Regions from separate parts of the Mus musculus genome. Here region 2 is linked to region 1. Evidence: chromatin loops called from intact Hi-C (ENCODE). Cell type or tissue: left cerebral cortex. All regions are shown on one strand. Each heading gives the region's core, and the rest is flanking DNA. Links, peaks and the distances in the headings are about the cores only.

Region 1 (8,336 bases), core at 153-8,152:
CATGGCCAGCTGTGAGAGAAACAGGAGAAAGACACTTGTGAATCTCAGAAGCCCTCAGAGAGAAGCTAGGGACAGATGCCATGGGTTGTGAGCTGGTGGAACCCTCAGGTCCCCTGAGGAGAATGTCACAGACACTCTCCCTGACAGTCCTTTAATACACTGCGTTCCCACCATGACTTGAGTGGTTCCTGTCTCCTGTGCTTTTTTTCCTAACTACACTCCCTTTTTGGGTAGCTAGTGGTGTAGTAAGACTCCAAGTAACTGCTCTTTAATATGCTCCAAGCTGGATGTTCTTCAAGAAGTCTCTACTGTCCACACTGGAATGGGGGGGGGGTGGGAGGGGGGAAGAAAAAGTCATGGGAAAGGAAAACAGAAATCCAGGCAGGGCCTCCAGCTTCATTCACTCTGGCTGCTTCTCTGGGTTACTTTCTCAACAAGGGAAGTTTGGCCCAACCTTTGAAGAGGCCAGTCTTGGGGATACAAGGACGTGGCTCCCACTCACCTGGGCACACCTTGGATACATGCTGTCCTGCTCATCTATGGTAAGGAAACTGGGCTATAGACACTACCTCTGTCCTTATGTCCTCATAAGTCACAGTGTCCCCTAAGCCAGTGGCTCTTTAGCCCTGACAGTAAGCAGGGCAATCTGCTTGTGGTGGGAACCTGTCTCAACATTGACGTCCCAAGCAAGGCTATGTTCCCAACTCCCAGTCCAGCTTCAACTGTGCCTGGAATGTGTACACCAACAGAATGTCCCCCCTGCCATTCTTGCTCGCTGGCCCTCCGCCACTGCCTGTGACATCAAACAGCCCCATCTTGAAGGCCCCACAAACTCTTCAAAGGTTACTCAGGAGTGTGTGATGAAGCCAGGACTGACACTGGCCCCTAAGATCCGCTGGCCTGATAGCCATGGAGCCCACCCCGCCTCCCACACCCATTCACACTAGGTTTTCAAAGTGTGACAAGGAGCCAGGTGTGTAGACAAAATATAAAGGGTAAATGTGACAAAGCCACCCCTTCTCTGGAACACTTTCATGTATATATTCTGTCTCAGAAACAGGGAGATAATACACAGAATATATAAAGAACTCAAAAAGTAAATACCAAAATAGCAAACGATTCAATCAGCAAAGGGGCCAATGAATTGAACAAGAAGAAGCACCCAATAAACACATGAAAAAGTGCTTAAAATCTTTCGCTGTCAGGAAATTACAACAACCTTGTAAATCAAAACAACATTGTTATCCTATATGACTGTAGTCAGAGTGACTTATTAAAACAAACAAACAACAAGTGTTGCCAAGGACTCTGGGAAAAGATGTTATTATTCACTGCTGGTGGCAATAGAAGTTAGAGCAGCCACGGTCCCTCAAAGTCTAAAACTAGAACTTCCATGTGCTCCAGCCAGACACGCAAAACATCCAGTTGCCCTACAACAGACATCCCTGAACAACCTTGTTTACTGTGGCACTATTCAACACACCCAAGATGTGGTATTGTGTGTGTGGCCTGGGTCTGGTGCCCACCAGTGCATGAACAGAGCAAGAAAATGAGGTTCTCACATACAATGGGGCATTAGTCAGCCATAAAGAACAACATCATGCCATTTTCAGGCAAACAGATGAGACCAGAGATTATCATGCTAAGTGAGATAAGCCAGATCAGAAGGATAAATACTGAATTTTTTTTCTTGTATGTGAAATCCTGGGGTGATGGGGATAACATGATAGGGGGATTATTAGAAGTATATTGGGGAGAAGTTGGAGGGATGAAAGAAGAAAGAAAGAAGAAAACGGAGGGATGATATCTACAAAATGCATTCTACACACACGTGTGATGTCATTATGAAACCCTTTGCACAGCCAGTGGATACGTGCTAATAATGCCCACAGAGCAGCCCTGTCCTCACCTTGGTCAAAGACCTTTCTGCAGTGGGCAGCAGTTCATATGGCAGAGACTGGTCACTTATCAGTCTGATGAAAACAAGTGGCTGCTGAGTGCCAGCCCTAGGGTGGGTAGGACACGGCCATTGCACTCATGAGTTAACAACTGAGCTGGCTTGCACACAAGCAGGCCCACCAGCATTGCCTCGTGGATGAAGGAAAAGCTAGTGAGGGCCCGCCTCCTGGCTGATAAGCAGTTAATAGAAGCTGGGGATAGGAGAGACATTTTATTTCCTTCAGTGGTGTGGTCATGTCTATGTGGCTCACACTCCAGTAACTACCACCCACCATGCTCACGCAAACACCCTCAATGATCTCAGTGGATCCTTTTCTAAAAGATATGAAAGAAGGAGAAGAATTTGCTGGGAGGCAGAGGAGGAGGAGGAGGAGAAAAGGAGGAAGCAGGGGTTCAGAGAGAATGGAAGGGAGACAAGAGAGCCATGGAGTGATGATCAAAACATTCCATACACATGAAACTGTCGAAAAATAAAATTTAAAAATGTACATGAGGTTGTGCCTATATGCTAGCAATATATACTAGTATATATTTGTATATTACTAGTCTAGTATACTAGTAATAAAGAGAGGGGTGTTATGATTGCATGTTTGTGTACATGCATACACACACACACATGACATGAATGACAGCAGTGTTAAGATAGGAGAAACAAGAAAGACAGAGGGGAGATGATTCCCTGACAAGAGACAGTGAAGCCCCAAGGACAAGCAAACACAGTGGCTAGGCTGTCGGCTCACTGCTGGAACACACAGGTTTATACTGAAGGAGGCAGTTTGTCAAACAGAGGCAGACCAACCAGGCCCATGACAGGACAGCCGGGCCCTGGTGTGCCATGAACACTCAACTCCAACAGGATGATTAACTGTGTCGCAGAAAAGAAACCAATGGGCCAAACGTGACTCAGATGACACCCTGGAGGGCAGAGCAGGCCCACAGCCCTGTTGACTATCATCCCCAAACACAGAGTCTCCTTCACCATAGTGAAGTCAGCCTTCATGGTGGGTCAACAGTTTGCATTTTAGGGATAAGTTGTAGTTCTATAAACCACGAAGGCCCAGAAGACACACCCTAACAGGGTGCTGACAGGACCCCGTTTCATAAGTCCCATCTCTAAGTGATGGCTATTTCCTTAGAAAGGAGGATCCATCCTCTAAGTGCAGCCAAGACAGGAGGTGCCCCCCAAGGCAGATGCAGAAGAGCCCTGTGTCCCTTTACAGTTGGGTCTGGGATCTGGCCACCCCTCGGCCAAAGCCGGCCACCAATGATGCCTGGCATTTTCTGCTCCAGCGGACGGGAACACACGGCTTTATTGGGTTTCCCCTATGTCTCATTCTCTAACTCTGCTCAGACCCAGTGACAGGGATTTGATCTATGGCTCACTCATGGGTTGAGGAAGGCAGGGCTCCTTCAGCCCGGAGGCAGTTTGTGCAACCCCACCAGAGTTCCAGCCAGTGAATTCCCTGTCTGGTTGTGCACAAGAAATTGCCCGTTGCTTAGGAAGAAGGCTGTGCAAAATGAGCCCACTTCATCTGCGGCTGGAAATCGCCCAACAAAACTGGGCAGCAGCTGTCCCGATGAGACTTTTTTTTTTTTTTCTGGGATTTTCCATGAGAAATTAGTGTACTGAAAAAGCTAGACTTCTTTGCAGAAGGGGGAGGGATATGCAACCTAAAGCCACTTTTTTTTAAGTCCATTACTCTTGCCCCTGCCTCGGGTGGACTTTCTGGCTTGAGGCCTCCTGCTGGGAGGGAAGCCCTGCTACACTCCTTTGCTTGGTCACACATTCTCTCTTCTGCTCTTGTCTGTTCTCTCCCTCGGAGGGAACATGAATGCTGCTGATTCAAAAATCAGACACTTCAAGGAGAGCTGGTAGGAACTTTGCCCACCCCCCACTGCTGTCTGGAACACCAAACGAGTACGTAGGCCATACATGTACCAGCCTCCTGGACCAGGCATTCTGAGGGGCCACAACCCTCCTCCAGTCTCACAGAGGACCAGCTGCCAGAAGTGTCTGAGCCACCTGGACAGCTCCGGCCAGTGCTCACTTTAAATAATAAACCATGCATTTTTTTGATCCGTCTGCAGCGCCAGGCAGATTTTCCTATTTAAGCTGGAGGCCTTCTCTGCTTTGAGTTACTAAAGTGGGATGGGTGTGAGTTGCATAAGAGCCCAGAGGAGAACCGGGGAGAGATGGCATAGCTGCTTGCCCAGCTCCTCTGTTTGGCAGAATGGTGTGTGGGAAAAAAGGGTTCAGGGGCAGCCATAAAAAATGGCATGGTGCTCTGTCTCATTGTCTCCGTGTTGATATTTCAGCCTCTCTCTCAAGACAGAGTATTAGCAATGTCCGAGACGGAAGCATTATGCTTGTCCCCCGGTGGTATCGTCGTGTTCTGGGCGGAAACACGCTGAACAGATATGAAAGGAGAAGTTACTTTGTGCTGGCAGGAAGGTGGGAGTAACAAACGAATGCCTTTCTGGGTTGCATGAGGCTTTCTAAAGTTGCCTATGTCCTAATGTCCAAAACTCATGGAACTAGTATCTTGCGTGGGGACAGGGACTCGGCAGATGTCATTTTAGAACCCTGAGGCAGGTGGAAGGGCATTCAGTTACAGAAGAGAGCCAGCAGAGGGACGCAGCGTGAGAAATGTCACTGGTTGTGGAGCTGGAGGAAGCAGAGAGGGACTGTGAGCCAAGGATTGTGGTAGCTGGATGAGGTGAGGGAACAGATTCCGTTCGTTCACAGAGCATCCAGCATCTTGCTGACATCCAGTGCAAATGATTTTAGACTTCTGACCTCCCAGACTGGAAGAGAACTGTCTGTGTTATTTTAGGCGACTGAGTCTGTGGTATAGCAGCCATAGGAAAGTGATGCCTGAGTGGCTGAGTGTGGCCCCCAAGCCAGCGTGTCCTGGACACAGCTGAGATGATGAACAGCAGACAACGAAGTCCGATGCTCAGGAGACAGACAAAGCATCCAGGCTTTCCAGAACACCAAGGAAGGCTGTCAGGGTGGACCTGCTAGATAAGCAAGCAGTACCTCACTTGGGCCGCCAAACCCAAGAGCAGTACAAAGATGGACCAAAAAGGTCTCTCCCTGGCTAAAAGGTCTGCCTTGAACATACGAAGACCGTGTGACCAGAACGTCTTCAACCTTGTTTGAATCTCATTAAAGCAAGAATGACTTCCTAATACATCAAGTACAAGAGGAACTTTATGCACCTCTCTGGGAAAGGTTGGGTGACGATGTAAGGATGTAAGGAAAACATCACATAGTAGAAGTGTTTCCATGGAAACACAAAGGTAAGCAGGTCGGCTTTAATGAAAGGAGGAAAGTTCAAAGGAATCCCAGTCACAAAGAGTGCCATGTTGGGATGGCTCCGGGAGGGACTGGACCAAACCAACCTTTGCAGACCAGACGGCTTGTGTGATTCATAAACTGTCCCAGAACACTGAAGAAAAGTCCACATTTTTATAGAGCCAGTGTCATGTCAATGTCCAAAGTGAGACAGACAGACAGACAGACAGACACACACACACATTCACAGATACATAGATATACACAGTCACAGATAAACACACTTTCACAGACACATACATACATCTAAATTATGGATGTAGAATATTCAGGTAAAACTCTGGCAAGCAAAAATCTACCATCAGTTGAAGGAAATAATAAACTAAACCCAGTGGGATCTTTTTTTCCCAGGACTTTCAGGTTGGTATATTAGGAAACCATTGACATAATAGACCACATTAATACATCTAAGGGGAAAACCATATGCATGTCTACATAATGCTCTAAAAGCCATCGGAAAATACAATAGCCATGTCTAATTTCTAACAATTACACGCTCACTGGCCAAGTCTGAGGTAGTTTGAGCATCACAGTAAATACATATAAGTGAGGATTTGTGGAATAAAAGGAGTCAACAAGTCCACACAAATGTAAATCCCTAAGTCATGGAGGAGAGAAAGAAGCCCTCCTTACAGGAGGACAACAGCTGAAAGAGTGGGAGAGGAGCTGGGCCTCTGAGAGTCAGCGTTTCAAAGCTTCACGGGAACACAGGGAAGACCAGAGAGACGACAATGCTGGTGTGAGGGAGAGCTGGAGCAGAATCCGATACCTGTGATATCTATATCATCTCGAAATTCCTCCAAGCTCCTGGAAAACTGCATATGGAAAGACTGAAACTTGACCTGTGTTAACCTCGAAACTCAAACTTCACCCAGCACTGAATGTAGTCAGACTGCCAGTGCCTACAGTAAGACCCACCCAGGAGAACACAGAATCTTTCCCATAACTCTTGCCAATACAATTATGATGAAACACCAGACAAAAGTAAACCTGCAGATATCCTTGTGTTGGCTAGTCTTATGCCACTTGACATAGTATAGAGTTATCTGAAAGGAGGGAACATCAATTGAGAAAAATGTCTCTGTAAGACTGGGCTGCAGGCAGGCCTGTTGAGCATTTTCTTAATTAGTGAATGATACGGTTGGGCCTAGCCCATTGTGGGTGGTGTCATCCCTAGGCTGGGAGTCCTGGATTCTATAAGAAAGCAGGCTGAGCAAGTCATGGGGGAGCAAGTCAGTAAGCAGCATCCCTCCAGGGCTTCTACATCAACTCCTACCTCAGGTTTCTTTCCTGTTTGAGTTTCTAACCTGACTTCCTTCAGTGATGTAGATACAGAAGCTAAATAAACCCTTTCCTCCCGACTTGCTTCGGGTCATGATATTTCATTGCAGTGATAGTAACTCTAAGCAAGACATCCCATATTACCATATTATCATTTCTGGAGAGAGAGAAAGAGAGAGAGAGAGAGAGAGAGAGAGAGAGAGAGAGAGAGAGAGAGAGAGATTAAATATCTAGAAAAACAAACACTAAGGAGCTGACCCAGATTGGAGACGAGTAGGGAGACATGACACTCAAACACAAGGTGCGAATCTAAGCTGAATTGTGGGGCTAGCAAGATGGCTTCATGACTGAAAGCACTTGCCATGAAGGCCTGGTGACTTGGGTGTGAGCTGGGAACCCACTGTGACAGGAGAGGAACAAGAACCAGCTCCTAAATGCTGTCCTCGGATGTCCTCCATGCACACACATAACATGCCAACACTCGGGCATATATGTCATACACACATGCATGCATTTGCAGTGAACGGCACCGTGGTTTACTGCCACGGTGAGAATGAGCTTCCAGAAGTGTATAGACCGTGCAGATGAAGGTGGACAGGGGGTCTGCAGATTGCCTGCCAGCAACTCAGAGAAAGTACATGAGGAAGGGTAGTGCACTAGCTTGCTTTCATTTCTGGGATAAATTGCTGACCTTAACAAACTTAGAGAAAGGGCGGGCTCATTTGGCCAATAAGGTTACAGCCCATGCATCAACCCAAGGGCAGACACCTGAACACAGGAACCTAAGCGGGGACCATGAAGGAACACTGCTCGCTGGCTTGCTTCCAGGTTCATGTTCAGCAACCTTTCTTATAGAGCCCAGGCCAACCTGCCAACGGGAGGCACAACTCACAGTGGGCTGACCCCCGCCCCTATGTCAGCTAGCAATTAAGAAAATGCCCCAGGGGCATCTGATGGAGGCAAGCCTTGGGTTGAGGTTACTCTCAGGTGCCATTAGGTTTGTTTCAAGTTGACAGACAAAGCTAACCAAGGCAGGTTTTAAATAGAAAGATTGGGAGGGTGGCAGGAAGGGGATCAACACATAAGCAATTGGGGAAAATATCAGTTGGTGGGTTGGGGCAGTGGGTGTGCTAATGCTCTTTGCAACTCTACCAAAATAAGAAGCAGACGTGAAGTAAAGGGGAGAGCATAGAGAGAGGGCACACTGAGAGACTAGGACTTTGAGTCCAGTGCCTGGAAAGTATTGGGTAAGAACCTTTGGGGTCTGGCTGGTAGGGGCAGGCATGCCATGGGTCACAGGCAGCCTCTGTGGTCAATGCTAAGCTGGGCAGCTGAATGCCGGATGTATGACAGCGACAGACATAGGAGGAGATAGCATGGGGCTGTTACAGGGTGGAAAGGTGTCAGGCATATCAAGGCAGCCAAAGGAAGTACAGAGGGCCTGGGGATGCAGCTCAGTGGGGGAAGGTTTGCCTAGCGGATGCTCATCCCTCTGTCCAATCCAAACACAAGGGAGAAAAAACGTGAAGACATCCCAGCTTTGTGAAACTTGTGTAGACATCTTGGCTTAGTGATCCTCTAGAGACAGGGGAGAAGAGGATGGGAATAGAGCAGAGCACCCAGGACAAGGGCATTTTAAACCAAGGATAGAGAAGTAAGGAAGCCCTGTTGCTAGGAGACAGAACAAAACCCACACAGGTTCTGTCTGATGCAAGGGCAGAAACCAGCGGAAGTTTCT
Region 2 (8,336 bases), core at 62-8,061, 110 kb before region 1:
TTGAACTAGCTATGCAGCTGAAGACGGCCTTGAACTCTCGACCTCCCTGCTTCTTCCTCCCCAGAGCTTGGGAAGTTTTCATTTTAAAAGAAGTCCCCAAAACGTTTTGTAGAGTAGCTCTCTTTCTTTATACTTCCACCAGTGATCTGCGAGTGACTTGCCTTCCTGCAGCCTGGCCAGCACTCGATGTCGGTCTCCTTAGTGTAAGCCATCTAACAGTGTGTGCTGAAGACACATCGTGGCCCGAGTCTGCATCAACCCATCAAGGATGCTGAAATCCTTCAAGCATTCATCCTCTACCCACCCGTGCTCTTCTGTGACATGCTTGTTGGTACCTTTTGCACCATGTTCTCTGGGTTGTTTACAGTTTACTGAAATTTATTTGTACTGAAATGGGTAGGCTTTCCTGCAGCGTGTCTTTAAATACCATGAAGAGAGCCCTCCACACAGCAAAGCTGTTGACACTGGTGCTTCAGACACCTGCTTCTGCTTGGACCGTGTTCTGTGAGAGCTGAAGAATGCTTCACCCAGCCACGGTTTTCAGATATCCCTCCTGTGCCTTGCTTTCTGGAACTTTAATATTTTACACTGAAGTTCATAATTCATTCTGAGGTGAGTTTTGGAGGAAAGCAAAACAGTTCAAGCTTCTTTTTACTTCATCAATGGACATCCACATTTTGCAGCAATTTATTTATTTGTTTTAGTGAAAAGACTATTCACTTGATAACCTGCACTACCTTGCTTTTTGTATTTCTGTTGTTTTTCCTTTTAAAAAAAACAACGAAGTATATTTGTGTGACTCTATTGCTGGGTTTCATGAACTATGTTTCTGTTTCTTCAGCTACAGAGGAAGAGTCAGAATCAAGAGTGGGCCTTAGTCTTCATTTTCTCAAGCGGTTCTGGCTATTCTAGGGCCCATGATTTTCCTTGAGAGTTTCAGAATCACTTCGTTTATATCAGCTAAAACTGTGCTAATGTTTTGATAAGAGCAACACTGAACCTACAAATCAACTCAGGCATCTTTACTATGTTAACTCTTCGATCTTAGGGCGCACTGTGTCTCTTCTAGAACGTAAGCCTTCTCTGGTTTATTTATCAGCATATGATTTTCACCACAGGAATCCTACAGACATCTGTTTAGATGTGCATTTTCAACTTAGAAAGGTTAAGTCTTTACAGTTCAGTGCGTTTGTTCTGATTGCTTGGTTGATATTCTGGGAGAGCAAAGGACTTTCCCTCTAACCCCAAAATGAAATAGGTTGTTATCATGAACAGAAGACAGTAGAGGTTATATAATAAGAAATGAATCTTCTACATCAATTGATACAATTTTCCTTCATTAGGCCATTAACATAGTATACAAATGGATGAACTGAAAGTAAATCAACTTTGTATACCTGAAATAAATTGTTGGTCACGGCTTTACATTTTTCATTCATTTGCTCATTCACTCATTCATTCATTCATTCTTCCTCATACACACACATACAGACAACTGAAATTGGTTTTCTAAAATTCTCTTGAGAGATATTGAGCTATACTTTTATATATTTTGGTACCAGAGTAGTACTACCTTCTTGCATTTAGTTGGGAAATGTTTCTTCCTTTTATCCTTACTCTAAGACACTATACAAAATTGATAGTTATTCTTTTTAGTGTTTGATAAAAGTTTTCAGTGAAATCACCCTGACCTGGAAACAACATCTGTGTAGTTTTGGTTTATATTTTTTGAGATGTACTTAAAGTTTTTAAACTGATGCATAAAAACTGTACAGGGGCCAAAGAGATGGCTGGGCACATAAAGCACACTCAAACTTGACACCCTGGGTCTGGCCCTTGGACCCCATAAAGGGCTGGATGTTGTGACATGCACCTATAATCCCAGCATTCCTACCCTGAGATGGAAGATGGAGACAAGATATCCAGCCAAAAGATCACAGGACCCCTGCCTGGAATAAGCTGTATAGCAAGAGAAAGAAGGGGAATTCTACCTCAACCATGTGAAAGAAAAGAACTGACCCCAGAAAGTTGTCCTCTGACCTCCTCATGTGCATCGTGTCACATGCATGCCCATATTACTCATATGTGCATGTGCACACATGCACACCCACCCCCAAATAATGTTAAAATAAGTTCAGATTTGAAACAAGCATGTTAAGGAGGTAACTGGATAGTTTGATGTATTCCTTGTATATTGTTTAGATTATGTTAAACACATCTATAACTACAAATTTAAAAAATTTTAAATATTATTTTGAGAAATACACACACACATACTGAAATATGATCAAATGCACATATTATCCTTCCCCACCCCCATTTCTCCTATTGTGTCATGCTTACAATGTCATGTCTTTGGTTTTTGCAGTGGGCTGCAGTCAATGTAGAGATGCCTCCCTCATCCCAGTGTACAGCACAGGAGCCTAAGTACTCAGCCCTAAATGGGGCTTCTGAATTAACCCCACACACACCAAGACTTAGGAATGATCTTGGCAGAGGAAGCAAAAAACATGCAAGAGCAGGGGGCTCTGGAGCATGCTGTGAAGTGACGGCTTCTGACATGGTCACCTTGCGCGCATGAACTCACAGCTGCTCTGTGACATGCTTGAACAAGATCTACATAAGAATAAGCCAGGCAACCAAGCGTAGATGGAGTCTAGGCTTGGTCTTCAGACTCAGCCCCGACCCGAAGAGCTATCGTCAATGGATAGTTGTTAAGGCATGGAGAATCATTCTTTTACTGAAAACGCTGGCTGGGTCCCCATGCTTCTGTGAATGGCCCTGTTCCCAAGCACACAATGGGCAGTAATAATGGGTCTCAGTGGGTTACAAGATGAATTCTTTTTCTTTAGTAGACACATGCCTATTTAGGGCATCTACTTGTACTTGCTCGGTTCTAGACTTTGCAGCTTCCAAGAACATGCTCTGTTACTTTTCAGTTGCCCAATTATGATCTGTTTACGGCCTGAGAATTTGTGATATCCCAGGTCATGCCTGATGCTGAGGACACCTCTCCTCTCTTTAGCTTTGTCAATCTTCCCGCAGCGTTAGCAAGTCTGTCCATTTATTTTGGAGAACAATTTTTTCATTCTGTTCTTTTCCTGTTTTCAACACTGTTGATTCCTACTCCTTACTGTTATTGACACTGTATGTGTTCGCCCTGCCAGTCTCTTGAGGAAAGAACTTAGAATACCAATGGGTGAATGTCTTTCTTTCCCAGTTAAGCACCTAGTGCTATAAACTTCCCACTTAGCCTGGATAAGCTATATGCCACACATCACATGAACCGTGCTTTCAATTCTGTTCCGTTCTGGCTTTCAGTGTGTGCACGCTCATGTGATCTCAGCTGGTTGTACAGGCTCCTGTGTGCACATGCAGGCAGAGCCAGAGGACAAGCTAATCTTGGATATAATCCCTCCAGTGTTATGTACTCTCTTAAACATTTATTTATTTTTACTCTTATTTTGTGTGTTTATGACAAACCCTGGCCTGGAGCTAGCTGCCTGAGTGGGCTAGGCTTACTGGAGGCAAGAATGCCCCAGAGTTCTGCTTGTCTCCACCTCCTGAGCACAGAGCTGGCCACTCTGCCTGACTGATTTTTAAACTGTGTGTTGTAGAGATTGAACTCAGGTGCTATGCTTGCAAAGAAAAAAAAAAAACAAACAAAAACAAAAACAAAAAAAACTTTGAAGACTGAGTTATCTTCTCAGGCCTCAATTCTGCTTTTGACTTTAATCAATTTTTGGTTAAATAACATATTTCTAAATAATTTCTATGTATCTGGAGACTTTTCTCTTGTTTTTGTTAATGATATGTGGTTTGATTCTGTTACATCATAGATTATATTTTACATGGTCTCAACACCCAAGACTTCTAGCTTGTTGTTTGTTCCAGGACAAAGCTTATCTGGCTGAGAAGATCCACGGGACCTTGAAGAAAAGAAGCATTTTGCAATGCCCTGCTGTGTGGTTTCCTTTAGACCTCCAAAGTTCTTAAATCATAGGTTGTGATCCCATGCGGTCCCACATAGCAGAATGAGTGGGGTGTGTGTGTGTGTGTGTGCAGGGAATATGGCAACAGCAACTGTTTTCTGAACACAAAGCAATCAAAATTTAACCCCAAAATCAATCACATAACAAATTGGAGGTGTCGCCAGCAGTAGGCACCCTGCTGTGTCACATGATTTCACTGCTCTCTGCAGTGCACACATCCCTGCTCTTCCTGCAGTGTGCCAAAGACCACCTGAGACACCTCAGTGCAGACTCCACACTTGGTACACTCTCAACTGCAGGGCTTTAACGTCTATAACGGTTTCTGCTCTTCTAGGAACACAATGGTTTAACCACAGAAAACAAAGATCTGTAACACTTCCCCAATACCCTTCCTTAGCGTGTTAGCATCTTACTGTGGGAGAATGTCTGAGTTACTCACTTGAATTTCAACAATAATAAAGATAAATTAAATGGATTTCGGTTCAGAATTGTGTTGTGTGACTTTTCCTGGGAAGAAAGAAACAAACATCTCTTTACCAATGGTGGACTAAAGAAATGATTCTCCCCAAGTCTAGCTAAGTTAACTAATTTTGGGGAGGTGGTGGTGACTGGGCTGTTACTTGCAGGAGTGTGGGAGAGGGGTTGTTTGGAGACCCACAGAACACAAAGGCAGCAGCATCTCGGAGAGGCCACCAGGCATGGGGGAGGACTCTGCTGTTTCCCTGGAGCACCCTGCACAGCTCATGGGCAGCTCCGCGGAAGAGTCTCTGCTCCTTCCCAGCAGCTGCTCATTCCCAGCACAGGCTCAGGAAAGGCCTCCCACGTCTTTTCACTTTTGCCCACCTCTGCATCTTACAAGGTTCACGAGCCTGCGGAGCCTTTCTCAATTTTACCTTCCTGACTCTTGAGGCTCCCTCCAGAAGAAAATGTTTCAATTAAAAAAGTTAAGGTACCTGACAGGTTAAGACAGAATTTCCAACAATGGCCCCTACAGATACGTCTGTCGTTTTATACTGTGGCTTACACAAAGCAGTGTTCCCAGCATCAATGACTACAAAATCAAAACATCAGTCAACTCTGAAAGAATTTTATGCTTTAAGGTATCAAATATCCAAACAAACCCTGGTTATTCTCATAAAACCAAGCAAGCACATTCATTTCATTACTATGTAAATGCCTCCTTATCTTTAACAAATGGTAAAATTACATGTATATCAGAAATTATTTTAAAGCAAATTTATGATTTATTTATAGTAAATGCTTGAGTTGTATATTTTATCTGCCTGTACACCCAAAGTTATGTAAAACATTCTCAGTTAAAAATGGTACCACAAGCTTAAGCAGCCCTGCTGTAGACAGCATATATATAGTACATATGTATGTAGTGTTTTTAAGTCAATATGCATGTCTTTTCATTAACATTGGAGTAACCTTAGGCATGTGGATTTCTGTTTCCTTTGTTCCTTTGGTTATTGCCCTCCTGTGAGTTATATTTTCTCTTTACCACTTTGAGTGAGCAGTGTAACTTCTATTTAGTCCATTTTATTCTCCCTGCTGTCTTCTTCCTAACCTTTGGGCCTGCTGGGGATGGAGCCTAGACCTCGGTACGTGTTAGGCAAGTGCTTGCTCAGTAAGCGACAACCCCAGCTCTCGCCTCCTCATTTTATAAGTAGAATTGCCTTATTCTCATACATTGCCACATATGTATGGTGAGAGAGAGAGAGAGAGTGTGTGTGTGTGTGTGTGTGTGTGTGTTTAGATGATGTTATAGCCTTTGTTTGACTATAAAAGCAAAATGTGGGGCTCGAAAGATGGCTTGGTTGATGAGATAGTTGCCATGTAAGCAAACAGACCCAAATCTGAATCTTTAGCTTGCAGATCAAAAGCCAGGTGTCATGGAGACAAATCATCTTCTTGCTGAGGATACAGAGACAGAGGCTTGTGTCTCAGTGAACCTGTGAGCTCCAGGCTCAAGGAGAGATTCTGTCTTGAATGGGTGGGTGGAAGGTCCTGGCAGCCTTTGGTGTACCAAGTGCTGGTGTCCCTGCCCTTCTCCAACACTAAGTTCCTCCAACTCTTTCTTCATGATTTCCCTTCATGGCATGTGCATGGTGCACACCCATTGAAAGTCCTTACACCAGTCCTCCCATGCTGCATCATGAAGTGCAGGCTTCTCAGTGTTTAACTGGGGAAAGGCAAGCAGAACAACTCCTTCATCCTCCACTTCGGGAGAGAAGGTTATGTCAATGCAACCTGAGACTGCACTGTCTTAGCGTTGCCCCTCCGATACAAGTTGGCAAATCAGTTTTAACCGAAATACACTGGCAGTGGCTGCTTATAGAGTTAAAGGAGCTATGAATTGGGATTCAATGGAAAGGGTACCGGGATCAGTTAGTAGTATATGTTTGTGGAGAATAGCAAAAAAAAGATGTCTGAGGTTTATTTTAAATGCCACCTGTCAAGCTATAAAGCATACTATTAGCACCTGGTCTTCAATACTTACAAAGGTCTTGAACCCTGACTGGGTTTCTTATGTGAATGCTACTGTCTTTAAAACATCAGAATGAAAATGAACCACTTTCACACATTACATCACCGTATCATTTTTCCTAGTGGTCCCTCACCTGATGGTAGTATGAGCAAGCCCACACTACCTGTCAAATGAAAGCACAGGACTCCACACACACACACACACACACACACACACTTGAAAACTATGTTACTCCTTTCTATATGTGCCACACTATATCTGTTATCTTACTAGGAGGTTTATTAACAGAACTAAAGTCTACTGTAAAGCTACATGCCATGTGGTATGGTGGTACTACATGAGGGAACCGTGGAGGGTGACTGCTCTGTACTGTCTGGTCATGAGAAACTTGTCAACAAGTTCCAGGACAGTCACACCATGATGTAAAATGATGCCTTTTCTGAAATGTGTCACTGTCATTAAGTGATAAACATAACTCATTATTAAGTAATATATCACAGCCTATAAGTTCTTGGGGTTCCAGCATGCAGCTAGAAGTGAGTGTGCTCTGAGATGACCTAGGTAGAACAGGCTACCCCTTTAGTGTGCTCTATCCATCCTTTCCACATAGATACAAGTCACCCTGTGGGCCTGAGTTCCTAGCTCTCTCCCAGGTGCTGGGATGGGGTGGGGGTGGGGTGCCAATCCTCACACCACATCAGAGAGCAAAGCCACATATGACATTTGACAGTATCTGAACAGTGACAAAGACAGAGCCTTCCTGGAGCTCCTTTGCCAGATTCTGAACTGGACATGCGACAAATGAGGTCAAAGTGACAATTGTGAAAGAGAGGGGCCCATCCAGTGGACATCAGGGGAGGAAGGGCATTTCAGGGAGCTTGCTCTGCTGAGAGCTGGACTGTGCAGCAGGCAGCCCCGGGAACTCGGAGGCATCGGTTCCTGCAGGGGAGGAGACAGTTTTTATGCTCTTGGATGATTAGAGAGCAAGTATCACGGAGCAGACTCTTGACTCTTAATTAACCCAAGTGTTCCATCTCTTCTAGAAGGCCCAAATACGGACAACGGTAAGCCCACTAGGGGTCAGTTACCAGACTGTTAATCATTGCTTTTGTCTGAAGGAGTGATATTGGTGAAAGTCCCTGTGGTCATCAAGTAGATGTTTTATCCTTTGGTCCCCAGAGTATCTGAAGCTGCTCCCCAGCAGGGGTCCTATGGGATTTGTCACATCCTGGATGTGGAAACACACGTGGCAGTGCACAGACAGCCTGATTCCCCAGTCGGTCAAGCACAGGCCTGGAACCCTGGTGATCCTAAGAGACAGCAGGTGTTCAGCTATGCTTCCTGGGCCCCTGGCTCCTGTCACAGCTACAGCCTCCCACAAACCCCCTGCAGAGAGGTGTGTGGCCATCAGTCATGTAGGCAATGCCCCAAGCTCCTGTCTGGACTCCAAACTCACAGTTACCTGGCAACAGCCAGGTATGCTCCTCCCCACAGTTATATGTCTAACCTCCCACCCAGGAAGCCTCCCTGTGCTCCAGCCACAGCTTCCACCAAACCAAGCTAGTCACCCAGGCAAGACAAGAACTCTTGCCCCCACGGTAACCTGCCACAGCCTTCTCCATGCCCTTTTCCCTTTGGCCCCTGGGTTAAAGTCCGCCCAAGGGTCTCAGCTCTTCTGAGACATCCAACAGTGTCTGAGAACCTGAAGTCCCTGGCTCTTCTGTGGTACCCAGCGGTGTCTGTGGTGCCTGAGAGCCAGAGCCCAACTCCAGTCAGTCCCCAGGGACCTCAGACTGCACCTTCCCCACCCCTGGAGCAGGGTCCTGCAGCTTCTAACAGCCTGATACTTGCCC

Evidence for each region. Hi-C counts contacts between places; a loop is a spot of excess contacts. Peaks named below come from ENCODE experiments on the same cell type or tissue, not always from the same donor. Only the 100,000 strongest peaks of a DNase experiment are listed, where the experiment ranks them.
Region 2: a loop joins it to region 1, with 9 times the contacts of the local background. A loop is called at or near these places in 3 of 42 quality-filtered maps.

The regions. Positions count from the first base shown.
Region 1 is chr7:66,863,406-66,871,741 of GRCm38, reverse strand. All of the region lies in intron 3 of Adamts17 (a disintegrin-like and metallopeptidase (reprolysin type) with thrombospondin type 1 motif, 17), which reads right to left. Among named protein-coding and RNA genes, the nearest start is that of Gm33627, 28 kb to the right of the region's middle. In left cerebral cortex, for the core only: CTCF peaks have their summits at 3,697 and 4,588 (motif pointing right); DNase peaks (open chromatin) are centred at 3,865, 4,073, 4,375, 4,542 and 2 more places; H3K27ac peaks cover 3,841 bases.
Region 2 is chr7:66,978,225-66,986,560 of GRCm38, reverse strand. The region is part of intron 8 of Adamts17 (a disintegrin-like and metallopeptidase (reprolysin type) with thrombospondin type 1 motif, 17); the gene reads right to left. Among named protein-coding and RNA genes, the nearest start is that of Gm33627, 140 kb to the right of the region's middle. In left cerebral cortex, for the core only: no CTCF peak of the experiment used is centred there; a DNase peak (open chromatin) is centred at 4,782.